Regions from separate parts of the Homo sapiens genome. Here all the other regions are linked to region 4. The links are chromatin loops, found by intact Hi-C in ENCODE. Cell type or tissue: endothelial cell of umbilical vein. All regions are shown on one strand.

The links. A loop is a pair of places that touch in the nucleus more often than their neighbours do. Peaks named below come from ENCODE experiments on the same cell type or tissue, not always from the same donor. Only the 100,000 strongest peaks of a DNase experiment are listed, where the experiment ranks them.
Region 1: it touches region 4 in a loop (3-fold over the local background); 26 of 110 quality-filtered maps call a loop at or near these places.
Region 2: a loop joins it to region 4, with 5 times the contacts of the local background. A loop is called at or near these places in 3 of 110 quality-filtered maps.
Region 3: it touches region 4 in a loop (9-fold over the local background); 64 of 110 quality-filtered maps call a loop at or near these places.

Annotation. Positions count from the first base shown.
Region 1 is chr6:132,528,617-132,533,616 of GRCh38, forward strand. No RefSeq gene overlaps it. Among named protein-coding and RNA genes, the nearest start is that of TAAR9, 7.2 kb to the right of the region's middle. In endothelial cell of umbilical vein, a CTCF peak has its summit at 1,929 (motif pointing right); a DNase peak (open chromatin) is centred at 1,975.
Region 2 is chr6:133,038,243-133,043,242 of GRCh38, forward strand. No RefSeq gene overlaps it. Among named protein-coding and RNA genes, the nearest start is that of LINC00326, 47 kb to the right of the region's middle. In endothelial cell of umbilical vein, no CTCF peak of the experiment used is centred here; a DNase peak (open chromatin) is centred at 1,959.
Region 3 is chr6:132,765,702-132,770,701 of GRCh38, forward strand. It overlaps SLC18B1 (solute carrier family 18 member B1), which reads right to left. Exons shown (of 14, transcript NM_052831.3): 14 at 3,669-4,635. The coding sequence ends at 4,569. Among named protein-coding and RNA genes, the nearest start is that of VNN2, 10 kb to the left of the region's middle. RefSeq lists an enhancer at 2,505-2,664. In endothelial cell of umbilical vein, CTCF peaks have their summits at 2,544 and 2,748; no DNase peak of the experiment used is centred here.
Region 4 is chr6:132,667,418-132,672,417 of GRCh38, forward strand. No RefSeq gene overlaps it. Among named protein-coding and RNA genes, the nearest start is that of TAAR1, 11 kb to the left of the region's middle. In endothelial cell of umbilical vein, no CTCF peak of the experiment used is centred here; a DNase peak (open chromatin) is centred at 2,504.

The DNA.
Region 1 (5,000 bases), 140 kb before region 4:
CAGGTAAGGTCTGGAGACGTGGAGTTACTCAAGCCCCTGGCTATGCTAAAAAAAAAGTCAGACTTTATCTGTCTGGGCCCTAGGCTTCACACCTAGTACATAATTAAAATCCACTTAGTAGGTTTTTCACCAAAAATAAAAATCACTAAGAGTTAACATTGTAACATGTAAATAAGACTACTGAAAAAACAGTTTTACATGCAAGCTGTGTGAGTAAGGTGAAATGTGCTTTTGATAAAAGATCATAAGAAAACATGGGAATGTGTGTGTTTTCTTTTTGTTGTTCGTTTTTTGTTTGCCTAGATTAAAGGGCTAATGGACTGTTTTAATTTAGAAAGGATAAAGCTGAAGGTTTGAGCAAGTTGTGGAAGGTTTGTGAAAAATTAATCTTGTAAAAGAAATTCTGTGTGTGAACATATTGGCTAAATTTAAAGGGGTATTATACAGGTTTTCCATAAACTGAACATTGGAATAAAAGCACAACAAGGTTCTCTTAGAGCACTGATCTCTTCAACAAAAATTTGTAAAGGGTTATTAAAGGTTTATGAAAATCTCACCTTATGGTCAAACTGATTAAAATAGGATAGATTTGTCTATAAGATGTTATTAAAAATTGGGGTTGACATTAATAGTACACTAATGCATGGGTGAAATTTGGCTTTCTCTCTTGAGTAAGACTTTCATAGAATATTAAAGACAAATGAAAGATTTTTGTTTGCCTTTTGAATAAACCACAGGAAAAAGAAGGAAAAGAAAAGAGACAGATTGTTTGGAAAGCTAAGTCTTCCCTCTATCAATGAGTAAAGGTTTTTGCCTTTTTTTTTTTTTTTTTGAGACGGCGTCTCGCTCTGTCGCCCAGGCTGGAGTGCAGTGGGGCGAACTCTGCTCACTGCAAACTCTGCCTCCTGGGTTCACGCCATTCTCCTGCCTCAGCCTCCCGAGTAGCTGGGACTACAGGCGCCTGCCATCATGCCCGGCTAATTTTTTTGTATTTTTTTTAGTAGAGACAGGGTTTCACCTTGTTAGCCAGGATGGTCTCGATCTCCTGACCTCGTGATCCGCCCGTCTTGGCCTTCCAAAGCGCTGGGATTACAGACGCGAGCGACGGCGCCCGGCCAGGTTTTTGCCTTTTTAAAGATTCCAGGTAATAATAGTGACCTGTGGTGACCTGGAATTCTATTTTGTAATAGCAAGTGTTTTAAACTTTTAACGTATCTGACAGGCTTCCTACAATCAAATTTCGGCTTCAAAATGGTCTTTTCTGACCTCTAACTTTGGGATGCAACAGAGAGCCCCTGAAGCATCCCAAAAGAGAGGTAAACAGGATTATTTGACATGTTGAGTTACATGGGAAGCATTGTCAAAATAAAAAAATATGTTTAACCCTCTTTAGGTTATATTTTAGTGAATGTTATTAATATATGTTCCAAGTTGAATGGAATGTCTAAAATTCTAAGATGTCCAAGTATATGCTGTCAATCATAATTATGGTTAAGTTATTGCAGACCACAGAAATAACCAAATTTCTTTGTCAATTTTGTCTTTATCACTAGTCATTTCCGCAGTTAATTGCTTAATGCTGATGCAGTTTCTGGAAACTTCGCAAGCATGGAAAAAAATCCGAGAATACGGTGTCTTTTAGGAGGTTCATGAAATGATGGAAAGGACCCTCAAAAGCACCTTTGAAAACAGGTTTGTTTTCTTTCTTTCTTTTTTTTTTTTTCGAGACTGAGACTCGCTCTGTTGCCCAGGCTCGAGCGCAGTGGCATGATCTCAGCTCACTGCAACCTCCACCTCCTGGGTTCTGCAGGGAAGGGAAAGAGTAGCGTAGAGAGTAGCCATACGTTAAAGTATTTGGCATGGGGATAATTTTAAAACAGATGTTTCCGTTTGGGGCATTTACCTGTTTAACTTTGGCGTCCCCTCATTTGATCAACCTAGTATTGTTCAGATTGACCGCTAGGGGGCAGCAGAGTATGGGAAAATAAGAGGGCCATAAACTAGACTGAAGCTGTTATCTTAAAAATAGTTCAGCAATAAAGAAATGCCCAGAAATAATGAGTAATATATCACAATCCCCTTTATATTTTTACCTACAACTTTAAAGATCTTATTTTCAATCATCATAATTTATAATATTATTAAGTAAATTATTTCTAAATTATGAATAAACTTTCCTCAAAAATTAGTATTTGAAGACACTTTTAAAAAAAGGTTAAGAAAACTATCATGACTTAATATTTCTTCTGATACTGATCAAGAAGTGGAAATTTTTTTTAAATTGTTGAAAAAAACCATTATATCATTTGAAGTCTGTAAGAATATTAATTAGATTTTGGTCTAGAAAGAATCTAATAATAGAAATTTCAGAACCATTACTATATGATATGGTTTGGCTGTATCCCCACCCAAATCTCGTCTTGAATTGTAGCTCCCATAATCCCCGTGTGTCATGGGAGGTACCTGGTGGGATATAATCGAATCATGGGGGGCAGGACTTTCCTGTGCTGTTCTCATGACAGTCAATAAGTCTCACGAGATCTGATGGTTTTATAAAGAGAAGTTCCCCTGCACACGGTCTCTCTTGCCTGCTGCCATGTAACACATCCCTTTGCTCTTTCTTCATCTTCCACTATGATTGTGAGGCCTCCCCAGCCATGTGGAACTGTGAGTCCGTTAAACTTTTTTCTTTTATAAATTAACCAGTCTTGGGTATGTCTTTATTAGCAGCATGAGAACAGAGTAATGCATTATACCTAACTTCTTCCATAAGTCATAAAGTAAAATACAGCATCTTGAACAATTTTGTTCAGGCCATAGTGCAGGATTGTAATTATTTGACTTGCATGTGACATGAGAAAAGCAATTTCATTACTTTACAATGATGTTTGGTAGATAACTGACACACAGAAGATTCATAATAAATAACCATTTCCTTAACTCTTAGTTCCCTGGGTGATTAATTGTGACATATAAGATTATGGCCCCCAAATAAATCTCTCTAGTCTTTTCAGCTCTACACAGATCTATCCATTTATTGGACAGTCCTCAATCTGATTGTTCAAAGGCATCTCAACATCAAAACGTGCCAACTGGAAATCTCCTCCTCTTCCATCCACTACCCAAGCTTTTTCCTCTACCAGCTTATATAGGCCAGAATGTAAGAAATGATCCTGGAATTTTCGTTTTTTCTCATCCACAACATCAAATCCATTTCCAGATTGTTTTAGGCAGAAACTTAATTTATTATAAAGGTTTCAGGAAGACCCCATAATTTACAGGAAGACATAAGAACCCAAGACCATGGGAACCCACCTGTTGTATCAGCATGACCTAGATGTGAGACATGGAGTCAAAAGATAAAATTTTGAAGCTTTAAGGTTTGATTGCCCCACTGGATTTTGGACTTGCATGGGGCTTATAGCCCCTTTGTTTTTACCAATTGCTCCCATTTGAAATGGGTGTATTTATCCAATGTCTGTACCCTCATTGTCTGTACCCTCATTGTAACTAGGAAGTAACTACCTTGCTTTCAATTTTACAGGCGCATAGGCAGAAGGGACTTGCCTTGTCTCAGATGAGGCTTTGGACTGTGGACTATTGAGTTAATGCTGAATAAGTTAAGACTTTAGGGGACTGTTGGGAAGGCATGATTGTTTTTGAAATGTGAGGACATAAGATTTGGGAGGGGCCAAGGTGAAATGATATGGTTTGGCTGTGTCCCCACCCAAATTTCACCTTGAATTGTAATTTCCACAATTCCCATGTGTCGTGGAAGGGAACTGGTAGGAGATTATTGAATTATGGGGACAGTTTCCACCATACTGTTCTTGTGGTAGTGAGTAAGTCTCACGAGATCTAATGGTTTTATAAGGAGTTTTCCCTTTCACTTGGCTCTCGTTCTCTCTTGCCTGCCACCATGTAAGACATGCCTTTCACCTTCTGCCATGATTGTGAGGCCTCCCCAGCCATGTGGAACTGTGAGCCCATTAAATCTCTTTTTCTTTATAAATTACCCAGTCTTGGATATGTTTTTATCAGCAGCATGAAAATGACTAATACACTTGCACATGTACCCTCTGAATCTAAAATAAAAGTTAAAATTATATATATAGAAAAAGAGTGACATGTTGCTGAGAATTTCTAGCACTGAGGAAAGTAAAAATGGGTTTAAAGGAGCTGTTAATCATTATTTCTTGTCAATGAAGACTGGTGGTATTTCTGTGTCTGTGCCCTTCCTAGTTAATCAATTATATCTGTAGAAAACATTTCTGTTGCATTGATGAGAATTTATTTCAAGATTTTTTTCTTAGGCAATTAGGCACAAATGTAACAGACTGTAGCAAGTCCTATAACTGTATTTTTTCACCAGACCAGTGTGCTTGGATTCTGTCACATCCTATTTTTCTTTGTGTTAAAGGATTCGTGAAGATGATGATTATAGGAAAGAAGTATTTTTCGTAATTATTCTTGCTTGTTAAACAGTCTCAGAGAGAGGGCTGGGTTGGGGTGGGGACAGTGATAAAGATAGGCAGAAATAAGTATGTATGTGTATGTTTAATGGATAGCCCTGCTTAAAGAACTGTATTTTTAAAAATTTTGATGACTAGAAGTATTTGGCAACAGGTAGAAAACACTTGTTTAAAATTTACAGTTAATTTCCCATCTTAGAAAACAGAGCATCAATACAGCTTTGGAGCACAGACTCATCTTCATTTTTGCAGGGAAATCAATAGAATAGCAAAATGACCATTCAAATATATTGCAATTTTACATTCTTTGTTATTCTCAAAGAAATCATGAAGTTACCAGAAATACAAATATCTACATTAAGTCTTACACTTTGGCAGTGAAATTGTAGCATTATATTGAAATGAGACTGCGTCTGAAAGCTTTTCACGTTGGGAGTAATGGTGTTGGGGAAAGCAGAGGTTAATTGAGGCAGAGAACCTGAACCACAGTTTGTAGAGTTTTATTTGGGTGTGGTGGTGGGGGTTTGC
Region 2 (5,000 bases), 370 kb after region 4:
TGCGCCACCACATCCGGCTAATTTTGTATTTTTAGTAGAGACGGGGTTTCTCCATGTTAGTCAGGTTGATCTTGAACTCCTGACCTCAGGGGATCTGCCCGCCTCAGCCTCCCAAACTGTTGGGATTACAGGCTTGAGCTACTGCGCCTGGCCGGGTTTGTTTTTTACTGAAGGAGGATTATATTACACGTATTACGTTAAAAATACCTTTTTCACTTGGCAATGCAAGGCAAATGATTTCTGACCTAGTAGTTTGGGTGAAACAATTGCCTGGACCTCCCAAAGTACTGAGATTACAGGCGTGAGCCACTGTGCTTAGTCACAGAAGTTATACTTCTAAAATTATGAAAGCTTAAAATTCTCACCAAGACTTTTGGGACAGTGCACAGTATGTTGCATTACATTCAGAAACAAAAGATATTTATGTATACACACATATCCTCATTTTTGTACAAGTTTATTTATGTGTATGATGTATCTTGTATATAGTGACAACCTAATACATTCCAATGGACAACTGGGATGGAGATAGGGCCAATTGTGGGACTGTTGTAAAGTGGGTGGATAAATTTTTCACTATATAATCCAATTCAATGTTTAAATAGGTTTTAACTCTGTGTGCATTTTAAAAAACAGAATAGTATGAAAAAATATTTTAAATGCTGTGTGCAGAAATACTTTGTGTGGGACTTTTTAGTGTGGGATTATTAAACAGGCCATTTAATATAGTTTTGCCCATCACCAACACATCAAAAATGCAAAGAACCCACTTATGGAATAGGCACACCAATGAGATACCCCAAATACTCCCCCAGCTAAATATTTCTGCCTTGTAGTAAGGAATCTCATGTCCTAACAGGGAGAAAGAGGCGAGCAGAGAGTCCTGTCCCCAGAAGCAAAGGACTGAAATCCAGTTACCATCCCATAGGGGTATAAGAATTCTGAGATATGGCTGGGCGCAGTCGCTCATGCCTGTAATCCCAGAAGGCAGATCACTTGAGATCAGGAGTTAGAGACCAGCCTGGCCAACATGGTGAAACCCCATCTCTACTAAAAATACAAAAATTAGGCTGGGCGCGGTGGCTCACCCCTGTAATCCCAGCACTTTGGGAGGCCGACAAGGGCGGGTCACCTGAGGTCGGGAGTTTGAGACCAGCCTGACCAACATGGGGAAGCCCTGTCTCTACTAAAAATACAAAAAATTAGTCCGGCGTGGTGGCGCATGCCTGTAATCCCAGCTGCTAGGTAGAGTGAGGCAGGAGAATAGCTTGAACCCGGGAAGCGGAGATTGTGGTGAGCCGAGATCGCGCCATTGCACTCCAGCCTGGGCAACGAGAGTGAAACTCCGTCTCAAAATAAATAAATAAAATTAAAAATTAAAATACAAAAATTAGCCCGGCATGGTGGCGTGTGCCGGTAGTCCCAGCTACTCAGGAGGCTGAGAGAGGAGAATCGCTTGAACCCAGGAAGTGGAGGTTGCAGTGAGCCGAGTTCACGCCACTGCACTCCAGCCTGGGTGACAGAGTGAGACTCCGTCTCAAAAAAAAAAAAAAAAAAAAAGAATTCTGAGATATCTGTAAATTTCTACATTTGCTACTTATTTAAAATTCTCTGCTTTCCCCCTTAGTTGTAGGCAGCAAACTGCATGAAACAGAAGAGATCTTGTCATTGCTAACACTCTGAGAGAGGAATGATCAGAGGACTTTGCCTACTCTCTAGCAAAAATTGGGTCAGGGTGGTGATGTTGGAGAACATCCAGAGAGACAATGGGTGGAGCTAGAGAAAAGAAGAGCAAGGTGAGGCCCCATGGCTTGCTAACAAGAAGAAAATACAGTCCTGGATTAGAGGAGTGGTCCTAGGGTTTAGTAGTTTCATGTTTTCCCTCTATCCATGATGCCTGAGTGATAAATCTTTTTTCTTTAGATCTGTCAGGCTTCTGCTCCTTGGCCCCCTCTTGTGGGTAAGTATTTCCATCACTACAATTGCTTTCTGCAGTGATCACTCTCTACTCCATATTCCTGCTCCACCAAGTTCTTCCTCCTCATGAAGCATTATAGACTAACCAGAGGGCCCCCAGGGATCTCCGGACCACACTCGGGGGAAGCTCTGGCTCAGATGATGCATGACTAGGAAATAAAATACAGTATATCAAATAGTTGTCCTCACTTATCATATCCAAATGGTGACAGTTTCAAGGAAAAAATGCAGAAAACCTAGTAATACAATATACTTGCCTTAAATATTACATCATCTTGCAGGAAAGGCAGTCTCATTTTTGTCATGTATGGGATGTATCTTAGTTAAGTGAGTTCTTTGCCCTTGGGTTTTGAGCTGTGGTATGCCATAGATGAAAAATGAAAGTGTAACAGGCATTTCACTGTACCCAAAAAGTGGGTAACACCTCTTCTTATACTTTGTGTGAGCAGCTTCTGTACAGGTTTCTTTTTCTGTTGGGTAGAGTAGACGCATTTCCATAAAACCATAAAATCATTGAGTACAATTATTGTAGGTCATTTTGTAAATAATAATCTGGTTTGTAGAGGGTCTGAATCTCCCAACATTTTTTGTTTATAGCATCTGAATTTGACTAGAATGTGAGTGGAATTCAGTGGTAAATTGGCCATTTTTCCGTCAGTAGCAGCAATGAAACTTACACATTCTAGTGAAAACGTATCAGATTTCTGCACTGCAACACACAAATGCACATATTAATTTCCAAGAATGTCATTTGTCTCTGACAATAAACATGTGTGCCTTTGGAGGAAGAAGCTATATGTGGATTTGTGAGTTCATAGTGAGAAAGAGAATTCTTCTTTTGTGGTAGATAAACAACATATATATCCTAAATCTTGCTAATAGGCTGCTATGGACTGAACTGTGCCCTCCCTCAGATTCACATGTTGAAGCCCTAATCCTCAGTGTGGCTGTATTTGGAGATAGGGCCCAGAAGAGGTAATTAAGTTTAAATGAGGTCATGAGTGTGGAACCCTGATGATAAGATTAATGTCCTTATAAAGAGAGACAACTCCCCCACCCCCTGGCCTACCCTGTGCACACAGGAAAGGCCATGTGACAACATAGCCAGAAGTAACCTACAAGCCAGTAAAAGAGCTTTACCAGGCCTTGATCTGGTACTTCTAGCCACCTGAACAGTGAGAAAATAAATTTCTTTTGTTTAAGCCACCCAATATGGTACTTTGTTATGGAAACCCTAACATTAATGCATAGGCCAAATAAATATTCTGGGAAATAACAGAGTCCTGTGTAGAAATTAGCTTTAGAAACACCCTAAGATATTGTGCATTTTGAAACATTTTGCCAACATGAAGTATTTTCACTATCTGATTTTTATTTCAAAATTTGCCATCTTAAAAGTTCAAAATGTTTCAATATAGTACCTTCTAGATAATCTGCTCATAAGAACTAGTAAATTTATTATATAATTCATCAAATCGCTAAGCTTTTTATTCGGAAGGAAGGATTATTGGAGAACTAACCCTTTGGAGGACTGCAAAGGATCAGAGTTGAATCTAGCATAGAAGATTTTTAGCAATGCTTTGGCTGTATCTCCATGGAGTAACCAAACTAAAGAGCCTCTGCATCATTTTTTCCCATCTTTGAGAGCTCAGTGTAAGGAGATGAGCCATTGAGAGCTCTGAGAATAGATTCAGCCATTCCAAATTCTTGACTGCATGATTTATTTTTCAGACCTCTAGTGATGCTCTTCAATCTTAGGATAATTGGTATAGTTTTATTTGTTAGCAATCTTTTCTCAGCAGATTTCTTAAGCGTAGTAGGATATGTCTGTCTCTGTCTCCATCTCAACCCCTACATTTACATCTGCCTCTAGGTCTGTATCATGTGATAGTGTTCCTTAAATACACTTTCCTGAGAGATGCTGGTGGTGCCTCGCTTTTAAATATGCCACAATCCCCCCTCTCCATCTATGCCTCACTAAATCTGTTTTCTACTTGATCTATAGTAAATTGAAATCTTGAAATTAAAGTGCAGGTTGGTGACTTGCCACATATTCCAAAAAGCATCACAGAATCCAGAGAAATCAATGGAGGAATAAAGAAGCATGACCAATTTTGTCTCAAATTTATTCTTTCACAGCTGAACCACTTGCTGATAGGACAGTTGTTTGATTCTGAGATCCCTCATTTGCTCTATTTTCCAGTTTAGGTATTGCTGATTTGAAATGTACCAGTGTCTCAAGCTCAATGCAGCAAAGATCTGGAATCCTTCTCTTCTTTGAGGGAAGTGGAGGACCCCTCATGCACTGGCTGTGACCAATCAAGTTTTGCTCGATGCCAAAAAATTAAACACAGTAAGGCCAGGCCCTGTCAGCAAAGAGTTGATTGCTTTAAATAAGGGAGATTTCCTGAATGTTTAAATTGAAACTTCGACTTTGATTAAAGCAAAGAGAAGTACCAGGATGGCTTCCTAACTATTTAGTTCCTAAAATTCCTGTGAGGTCTGGAGATGACAAATTCAATTCTGATGTGCTGTGTTTTACACTCTGCAGACTGTAGTAAAAGGGAAAACTAATCAAGCTTGGGTTTCCCATGGGCTGAGCTTTAAGATGTTTTCCTATTTAAAGCCATGGAAATATGTTAAAACCCACATAGGCACAGTGAAGTTTATATAAGGCAAAATCTATGTGACTATGTTTTTGCACAGTGTGCATATTTTGATTTTTCATTATTTTTGGTTTGTTTAATGGCTTATTTTGCTTAAAATTATATTCCTACAATAGTTTTATAATAAAAGATTGGAAAGAATGGTTTATAAATATATCTATACGTCTATTATACATATACACAATTTATATTGTAAAGTGGTTATGTTGTCAAGTAGAACACATTCACTTGAATTTAAAATTTTTATTAAAAATAAAAAATAGAAAATTGATGAATGACAGACATAAAAATGCATGGCTATCTATCCAGACATGCCAAGATACAAACTAAGGATTTATTTTTAGAGCCAGTGCAGTT
Region 3 (5,000 bases), 98 kb after region 4:
GAATTGTTTTAGTACTGATGATAAAATTGCACTGAGCTACAAGTCAAAATTTGTTATGACATCATGCTTTCCTAGGTGGTCCCTTGTAATACTCAACTATAAGTAAGCTGGGATTAGAAGTCCAGCTGTAGGTTTTCTGAAAGAAACTACTGCAAATATTTAGGAGTTGCAAGCTGCTCTTAATGAAGATTGGCTATGCAGAATTTAGTTTCCTTTGTTAATACTTTAAATAACATTTTAGCTTCTCCATGTAAATATGTTGTGTCTGAGCCTCCCCTCCTGTGGGTTTGTTTCATAAAACGGGGTCATGTGACAGTGACACCAAAGAAATGGTGAGTATCATGGGACTACCCTGTGGGTAATTTCCTTCTGATATGAATGTGTAGAGATACTTCTCAATTATTAATTGCACTTAATGAAAGTTGATTGGCTATATAAGAATTTATTATCCACATCTTTTCCAGCTAGGTTAGAGAGGGTATCTGTGACGTATTTAAATCTTGATCATTAAACAAATAAGTAAATAGGATATTTCTTATTTATTTATTTATTTATTTATTTATTTATTTTGAGACAGAGTCTTGCTCTGTCACCCAGGCTGGAGTGTAGTGGCGTGATCTCAACTCACTGGAACCTCCGTCTCCCAGGTTCAAGCGATTCTCCTGCCTCAGCCTCCTGAGTAGCTGGCATTACCATGCCCGGCTAATTTTTGTATTTTTTTGTAGAGATGGAGTTTCACCATGTTTGCCAGGCTGGTCCTGAACTCCTGACTTCAGGTGATCCGCCCACCTCGGCCTCCCAAAGTGCTGGGATTATAGGCATGAGCCACCATGGCTGACCAGATATTTCATTAATGCGTGATATTTAATATTTATTGTCAAAATCAAGTTTCTTATCTAAAATAAATGAGTTAGTTGAAAACAAACTAATCATGCAATTATCACGCAACTCAGCAGTTGTATTGCTGGGCATTTATTCCAGAGAAGTGAAGTCTTATGCTTCATATCCCACCCTCTACCCTCGCCCCTGGCAAAAACAAACAAACAAACAAACAAAAAACCTGTTTCTGAAAGTTCATAGCTGCTTTATTTGTAACAAATAAAGTAGTATTCCATTGTGTCTTAAAGCCACCCAATGGAATACTACTCAGCAATTTAAAGAACTGAACTATTGATACATGCAACAATGCCAATAGAACTCAAGGGCATTATGCTGACTGAAAAAAGCCAATCCAAAAAGTTTCATACAATACGATTTCATTTATACGTTTCTTGAAATGACCAGATGATAGAAATGGAGAAGAGATTAGTGGCTGCCAGAAGTGAAGATGGGAGGGAAGTGGGTGTAGCTACAAAAAGACAACGTGAAGAATGTGGCGATGGGAATGTTCTGTATCCTGGTTGTGCTATTGTACTATAGTTCTGCAAGATGTTATCATTGGTGAAAACCAGGGAAAGAATACTCATGATCTTTTTCTATTATTTCTTACAACTGCATGTGAATTAACAATTATCTCAAAATTTTTAAAGTTTAATTTTTAAAAATGATCTGTGATTTGTATTTAACCTTTTTAGTTTTCCTTTGGATTGATTTATGTATCATATTATAATGTATAGGTTGCAATATGATCTTAACATAAAAGATTCCTTTTATTACTAACATATTCCACATTCAGTTATATAGAATATTCTCATTATTAAAAAGGTTCTTTTAAGCTGCTCAGCCTTGTTACATTTAGAAGACTATAAATATATAAAAATACAAACACATACACAGAGATTTCCTTTGATAGTTTTGACCTACCTTTTGGTTTTCTTGTTCAAAGTGTTCTTTCCTCTGTCTTTTCTCATATTTTTTAAACTTTTCTGTGACTTTTTTTTTTTTTTTTTTTTTTGAGACGGAGTCTTGCTCTGTCACCAGGGTGGAGTGCAGTGGCGCAATTTCGGCTCACTGCAACCTCCTTCTCCCGGGTTCAAGCAATTCTCCTGCCTAAGCCTCCCAAGTAGCTGGGACTATAGGCGCACACCACCATGCCCAGCTAACTTTTGTATTTTTAGTAGAGATGGAGTTTCACCAAGATGGTCTTGATCTCTTGGCCTCGTGATCCATCCACCTCAGCCTCCCAAAGTACTGGGGTTACAGGCGTGAGCCACTGCTCCCGGCCCACTTATCTTAATACTTGCAAAATTTCAAAATGAGAAAGGAGTAAATTTGGTTTTGTACATAGCATCTTTAAATACACTGCTATCCAAGGGAAGTATTGAGAGCCGTGTGTTGGGAATGGGGATGAAGGAAGTTCTCTCCCCAGAGAGCCTCGAATCCTTGCGTTGACTTTGAATTCTCAACAATCAACTGTGCTGGTAACAGAATAGGCTGGCCCAGATAGTGGGTAGGAAGGTGCAAGCTGCAGACTCATGCTTTAATAGTGGCCCCAAGTGACAGTGGCAGGGACTGCAGGCACTCAGCCGCATCCAAGACCACCGGGCTGAGGAAGGGCGGCTGTCCTTGCGTGGGTGGACATGAAGGTCAAAAAAGTCCTGGAGGGGGCCAGGATGACTTAAGGCAATCAAGGCCCAGATCTGCATGCCACATGGGTGCAGGGGGCCAGGGTCACACTCTGTCCTGGCACTGCTCCGGGAAGGGAATTGCAGGCCATTTGTCCTCCTCAGACATTGGATCGCCCTCTGGAGGTTCAAGAGTGAAAGGTTTGAGGGGATAGGGAAATGAAGAGATCACAAGACAGATGTACATCCAGTCTTGACACTCAATGCCAGGCAGTCTTCCAAAGCCATCCTCTCCTACCCTGGGTATTGTCCTCCTTTTCCATATTTTTGGTTTTGGTGGTGTGCAATGACATCCCATGGTGGCTTGAACTTTTGCCACTTCAGGATCCGTTTTGCTCCTATTCCCCAATTCACTAAGAGTCACCACCATCCACCCACACCCTCAAGCCAAAACCTAGGAGTCCTCCTAGATTCCCCTCTCCTCCCTCCACATCAGCAAGTTCTGTTGGTTCCACTCCCAGATAGAGCCTTTTCTCTCCATCACAAGCTCCCTGGTCCAAACCATTATTGTCTCTCTCAAATCTTCCAAAGCTCCCCCTCCATTCCCTTTACCGTCCCTATCCCCACTCACTGTCCACATGCAGACAGAATGGACTTTCTGAAATGTGAATCAGATTCTGGCATCGCCTCCAGTTTACTAGACTCCAGCCAGCAGACCAAACCTCATCTTTGACCATGTCAAGCCCTTGTGCACATACTACGGACTGTCCCCTGTCAGAATGAATGGTGGTTACATCCTCTTCCTTTAGATCTCAACTCAAAGGTCGCACTTCCATGGACTTTTTCAAATTAGGCACCCATATCTAAACAAACCCAGCCAACTACTCTATCACATCACCATGTTTTTTTTTCCTTCTTAGCATTTCTGTAAGATAATTGGAGAGTCTGATATTTATTTATTGTTCGTCTCTTCCACCAGTATAAGTTACATAAAAGCAGAGATTGTGTTTATCTTGATCACAGCCAAATCCCTAGCATCTGGCATAGTGTCAGCTCAGAGAAGACATTCAAAAGATATTTTTGAATGAATAGATAAAACCATTTCTTCTTTAAAAAAATTACTGTAAATGTGGCTACTACACCATGAAAATAGACCAAGAAGCATGAGAGTTACACAATAGACATTTATTCACTTCAACATCACAATTTCACACGAAGTTGGAGGAAGCCCTTCCCTAACAAAACAAGCATTCGCATTAGGGGAAGGAGGCTGACCTGCTCTAGGGATGAAATACATCTACCAAGATATAGATAAAAACAAAAACAAAACAGATGGTAGAGCCAAAAAACAGAGACATTAAAGGAAATGAAAAACGTTATACCAAGTAATGTTTATAAATCCAGATCATAAGTGAACGTAGGTTACAAAAATGGAAGTTGTAAGTATTGTTATTCTTGTACTTTTCACACAAACAGAATTTTTAGAAAAGCTTAAGGTCAGGGAGTGCTAGAGAGTTTCTGTATGGCAGGCAAGAATTCTTCCTTTTGAACAAGACCGAAAAACCTCAGGACAAAGAGAAAGTATATCTTTTAAAAACTGATTTCATAGTAATGTTTCTACATATTTTGAAGCACCTTTATGTATTTAGAGCATATCAAATTAATTCATTTCTTTCCCTGTTAATAAAAAAGGTACATTCACAGAATCAGTGTACTTAGAATAAAAAATAAACAGAGGAAATAAGAACTAACTCGAGTTAATAACAACATCTTTAAGGACAAGTTTGGTCATTTAAAAACTAAGTCTTGTTTTGTTTTGCTTGTTTTTAATTACTCCTTTCATACTTAATATTTCAAATATAGCTGCTTCAGCAGGACAGCTTTTCAGTATCACAGTAAGTACAGCCCAATACAGGATCATCCAAAAACACGTTGACACTTCCAAGACACTGGCACGGGGTCCACGGAGTTTTGCGCGTAAAATTTTAAAAACCCTTCCTACGGTGATGTTTAAGGCCAGGAGCATTCATTTCTCAACCTTGTATCAATCCAGGATCCATCGGACTAGGTTTCATTAGGCAAGAGAGTAGTTCGTTCCTCCTCTGTGCTGAGGATGTTTTGAGATTTAGACCTACATTGAGGGAAAGAAGAGATGAATCTCAATATTTCTCATCTTAAAAACAAACAAACAAACAAAAAACCAGTACCTGTATCTCCATCCAACTATCTTTTTAAAAAAGTTTCTACTGCCCGGGCATGGTGGCTCACGCCTGTAATCCCAGCATTTTGGGAGGCAGAGGCAGGCGGATCACTTGAGGTCAGGAGTTCGAGACCAGCCTGGCCAACATGGTGAAACCCTGTCTCTACTAAAAATACAAAAATTAACTGGGCATGGTGACCCATGCCTGTAATCTCAGCTACGTGGGAGGCTGAGGCAGGAAAACCGCTTGAACCCGGGGGGCAGAAGTTGCAGTGAGCTGAGATTGTGCCACTGCA
Region 4 (5,000 bases):
TTAATCAAAGCAAGAAGATGGGAATTCAAAGCCATTTTCCTGGTAAGATTCTTCTGTCCATTCCACTAAAAATACAAAAGATAACTAAAGTAAAAATATAATTTGCAATATTAAAAAAATCAGTTGACTGAGGCAAAAATAAGGAAAAGGATATCAGTCTTTACAATTGCATTAGATGCTTACATTTAAGCTTAGCTATTTTCTGCTGGCATAAAAAGAAAACAGTCTTATCTCCACAAAACACTGTATATAAACTTCTTTATAAGCTTACCCGGGATGTAATTGGTTATTTCTTGGAAACTGTTCCAGAAGTGTTTCAGGCTTCAGAATTCTGTTATGAGGGTCCTTCCTCTTTCCTGTTCATCCCTCAATTTTTTACAGTAAAGTTAGTGAAGATTTTGTCTGACCTCCTTCCACCTCCCCTTTCTTCAGATGCTCTCTTCTTTTCATTTGAGAGTCCATCTTTTCAGGAATACAGTTGTCAGGGGCCCCAACTTTTCAGCAGCAAAATGAATATGACCATGGCTAGAGATGTTCACCATTAAAAGTACACAGGCAAATCATAAGGTCTTCCATACATAAAGAAATGTCTCCACATGTGGAATTTGGGGCTGGCAGGAGAAAGGTCTTGATACAAACAATGTGGCTTAAATCCCCTGAAATCACATTGGCATAGACCTGGCTTTGTCCAGAACTGAGTGCTTCCTGGCATGGGACGTGGGATATGGTCAGTTGTGCAGTTCTATTCCTATTGTGTATAAAGATGATCCAACAGAACTATCATGGCTTTCTAAAAAGTATTCTGTAAGCAGATAAATTCCCTTTACTCTGATTTTAAAATAATTTTTAGCAAGTAATTTATAAGTAATATTAGGTTTCCCAAGCAGTTTTATATCATGAAGGTACTGCTGTTCTGAAATAAGTATATCCGACTGGCTTAGTAGTAAGCAATCAATCACTTACGGAGTGCTTACTGGATATCTGGTCCTGTATTGCATTTTCAAATTTAATCCTCTTGCCAATACCAAGAGTCTGGAAACATTAATCCCATTTTTGTTAAAGAGACTGATGCTCAAGGAAGCTAAGGAATTTGGTGATTATACACAGGCCTATCTCCAAAGTTCTATCTCCTTGTGCTGCTATTTTATTTCTCCCATGTGTGTAAATGACTAGACTCATTCTGGTTTAGAAATCATCTTTGGTGAGTTCTGTTAAAAGTGGCTCAGTCTCACTCCTGTAATCCCAGCACTTTGGGAGGCCGAGGCGGGCAGATCACGGGGTCAAGAGATCAAGACCATCCTGGCCAACATGGTGAAACCCGGTCTCTACTGAAAATACAAAAATTAGCTGGGTGTGGTGGTGCATGCCTGTAGTCCCAGCTACTCAGGAGGCTGAGGCAGGGAGAGTCGTTTGAACATGGGAGGCGGAGGTTGCAGTGAGCCGAGATCTCACCACTACATTCCAGTCTGGGTGACAGAGCAAGACTCTGCCTGAAAAAAAAAAATGGCTCAGTTTCCAATAGTCTGATCATATCTGATGGAATTTAGAGAAATGATTTTCTGAACTTAAAGTATTGAGAACCAGAACTGAAATAGATTCCCTATGTAAGACAACTTTATATCACTCTATTCCTGACTACAAAGGGTAGTAAATAATATATTTCCTTAAAGATTAAGCTACAATGCAGTTCAGCATTAATAATTATTATGATAACTAGAGAGTGTATAAATACAGAACATGACAATAATGTCTTCTACTAACATTGCAAAAGATATGAAGCCATTTCTGGGTTAGGAATCAAACAGCAACTGAATTGGTTCACTGTGTAGAGAACTTCATGTAGATCCCTACATTTTAGATAAAATATTATAACGGGGCACGTCTATCTAAATATCTTAGCACATCAAGAGCATTTACATAAAAATATCTTAGTATATTTGGAATATTTCTGTATAAAAGGTTTATCACAGCCCCTGGAACTCAGTAGAAGCTCAGTAAATAATAGTTAAGGAAGCTAATAATAATATGGAGGTTAAAAAGCAAAGTGGTCCTCCAAAAATTGTGTTCAGTTCAGAGCCCTGAGGACAGACCAATTGTTAGCAGGTCTCATTCATCTCCCAAAACTCCTTTCAGAAAACAAGATGACTGATAAATAAACTCATCGTGATACCACCTACTCTGAATTATTGCAGAGTGGAGCGTTAGAGGATTGTCTATATATCCATTCGTTGGCCACCAGAAATGGAGGAGCATGTCAACAAGCCACTCAACTTATACATTTCAGGAAGAGTATTTTCTCATTCTGAACCATCCCTAAGAAACTACACCTTGAATGCTAATTTCTAATTGAACTTTGAATCTCTTACCCAGATATTATATTTACATGTACCTATAGAGGGCAGCCTTCTACAAATTTTTGTAAGACGTGGATTTTTATCCTTCCTCCTCTAGAAAGGAGTGACCCAGCATGAAACAACCTTTACCATTGCTTGGGAGAAACTAGAACAATTTACAATAGCGGATTTCCCACCATGTGTTATTCAGACCCTTGTTGTGCATCTTGGGAACTCTTGACGGCAGAGCCTGAACATACTGGGTGTGCAGGTGCAGCCTAAGCTTGGCAATTGTCAGTAATAAGAAAGTAACAAGTAACAAAGAAGAAGAATAAGCAAAAGGAAGAGAAGGAAGAGGGGAGGAAGGAAGAGGAGGGGAAAAGGAGAGGAGGAGGAGGGAGAGGAAACATGGAAAGAGAATGAGGAAGAGGAAGAGAAGGAGAAAAAGAAGGAAGGAAGGGGAGGAGGAAGAGCTTTGACTAACCCTGTACTAGTCTCTAGGCTGAGGGAATTACATGAAATCCCACGTTTATTCTCATAGCACCTCTAAATAATAGACGTTGTTTTTAACCATTACTTTACCAAAAAAAAAAAAAAAAAAAAGAGGAACTGAAAATTAAATCAGTTGCTACTAAGAAGCAGCTGTGGAATTTGATCCCAGATTTGTCTGAATCGGGTTCTAGCTCCTAACCACTACCAAGAATTTGCAAATAAAAATTAAATTAGGCTAGGTGCAGTGGCTTACACTTGTAATCCCTTCACTTTGGGAGGCCAAGTCCAGTGGATCGCTGGAGCCCAGGAGTTTGAGACCAGCCTAGGCAACATGGTGAAACCCTATCTCTACAAAAAAATACAAAAATTAGCTGTGTGTGGTGGTGTATGCCTATAGTCCCAGTTAGTTGGGAGGCTAAGGTGGGAGGATCACTTGAGCCCAAAAGGTCGAGGCTGCAGTGAGTCGTGTTCATACCACTGCACTCCAGCCTGGGTGACAGAGTCAGAACCTGTCTCAAAAAAAAAAAAAAAAATTAATTTAAATTAAAGAGTTTCCCATCTCTTTAGCTGATTTCTCCCACAGATCCTTAAAATACCTGGAGAGGGAAACTACATGAGGCTACTACATGAATGAGAACTTTACTTAACACCTGTCTATGAATGAATGGGTAGACTATTATTAATTAAATGCTAGGCAGATGAAACAACACAGTAACATTAATTTCAAATCATTTTCAAAATGGTGTTTGTAATTGTCTTAATCTATAAAAATAGTATAACATTTTATCAGCAGTTTCTGAAGATAACTTTCACATATTTATTTCCAGTAAAATTAAATTACAGGTGTGTATTTTAGGAAGTTATTGTCAGGCTATCAGATTTTATTTTCTTACCACAGTGCTTTTGTAATTGATCTCCACAACAACTAGTTTTCCAGTACTAGCTAGGTACACATGACAGCAGGCTTTTCAATTAATTTTTACTCATATTGAGATAACAAACCCTCTGTTAGTTCTATTTAATGGAGCAAAACAAAATTTTACCAAAAACAGGAAGAAAAAAAGTCAACTGGTTCAAAACCAGTTTCATTTAATCAACATCATAATCTAATAAAACAGAATTTCTAATTCTAATATTTTTAATATCTCCAAAGTTTATCCAGTCAACATGTCTAGAATGCATCTTGTCCAAATATTAACTATTTATCAGATAATCTACTACCATAGTGACACCTGGGCCCTATTTGCTTTGCCAGGAGTCCAAAGTTTCCAGAAAGTGTGGATGATTAAATAGCTTTTCATGCTGATAAGCACCTTTGCTGTATTTCTATAGCTGGACCACCAAACAGAACTAATTTCAAAATAGCAAGATTAAAAGAGCTCACTCTTCTGTTAACGTATTTTCATTGATCCCTTTAAATTTATTTTCCAAGCCAGAAAAATTCTCTTTCTTTATGTTGCCAGTCTTCTCCTAATGTCCCAAGAAAAATTCTTATTCTCCACACCACATCAACAGATATGATTAATTATGATCATTGTTCCACATATATAAGTTTAAATATTAATTGTGTACTTTCACCTTAACCCTCACACTGCATTGTATCAAGGTCTGTGCTATTAAAGCTACAAGATTGACTTTGAGGAATGTGGCATATCTCTCTTAGAAAGGTAAGGATGCAATATAAATTTGGCTTTAATAATTGTTAAGCAACAAATCAATATCCAAAACTTAAACGGGCTTGACATTTAAGTCAAGCACATAAGAACATTGAGTTCTTAAAGAAGCACAGGGTAGCATTCAGGTAGTTGCTAGTAAGAAAATACTAGCAACATAAAGTGGTAGAGAAAGCAGTAAGCATGAAGTTGAATGATTCTGGTTTAAGGATTTGATACACATAAGTTAGGAACTTTGAACGTGACACTCTGCTCTCTAATGTAGAATGGAGAAAAATGTGCCTACCTTGTGAAATATGTAAAACTCATGTTTAAAATATCTTGTAAACTATAAAGCATTACATACAAAATGTTAATAATGCCTTTCCATTCTCTGGACAAGAGGATAAAGGTAAAATTGCCTTCAGATCCATGGAAAGGATAGGGAATGTATAGACCTTATGTCAGCCTTACCCTTGAAGGAACAGGTGGTATTGGCTTGCAATTAACAGGTAATAGGGCT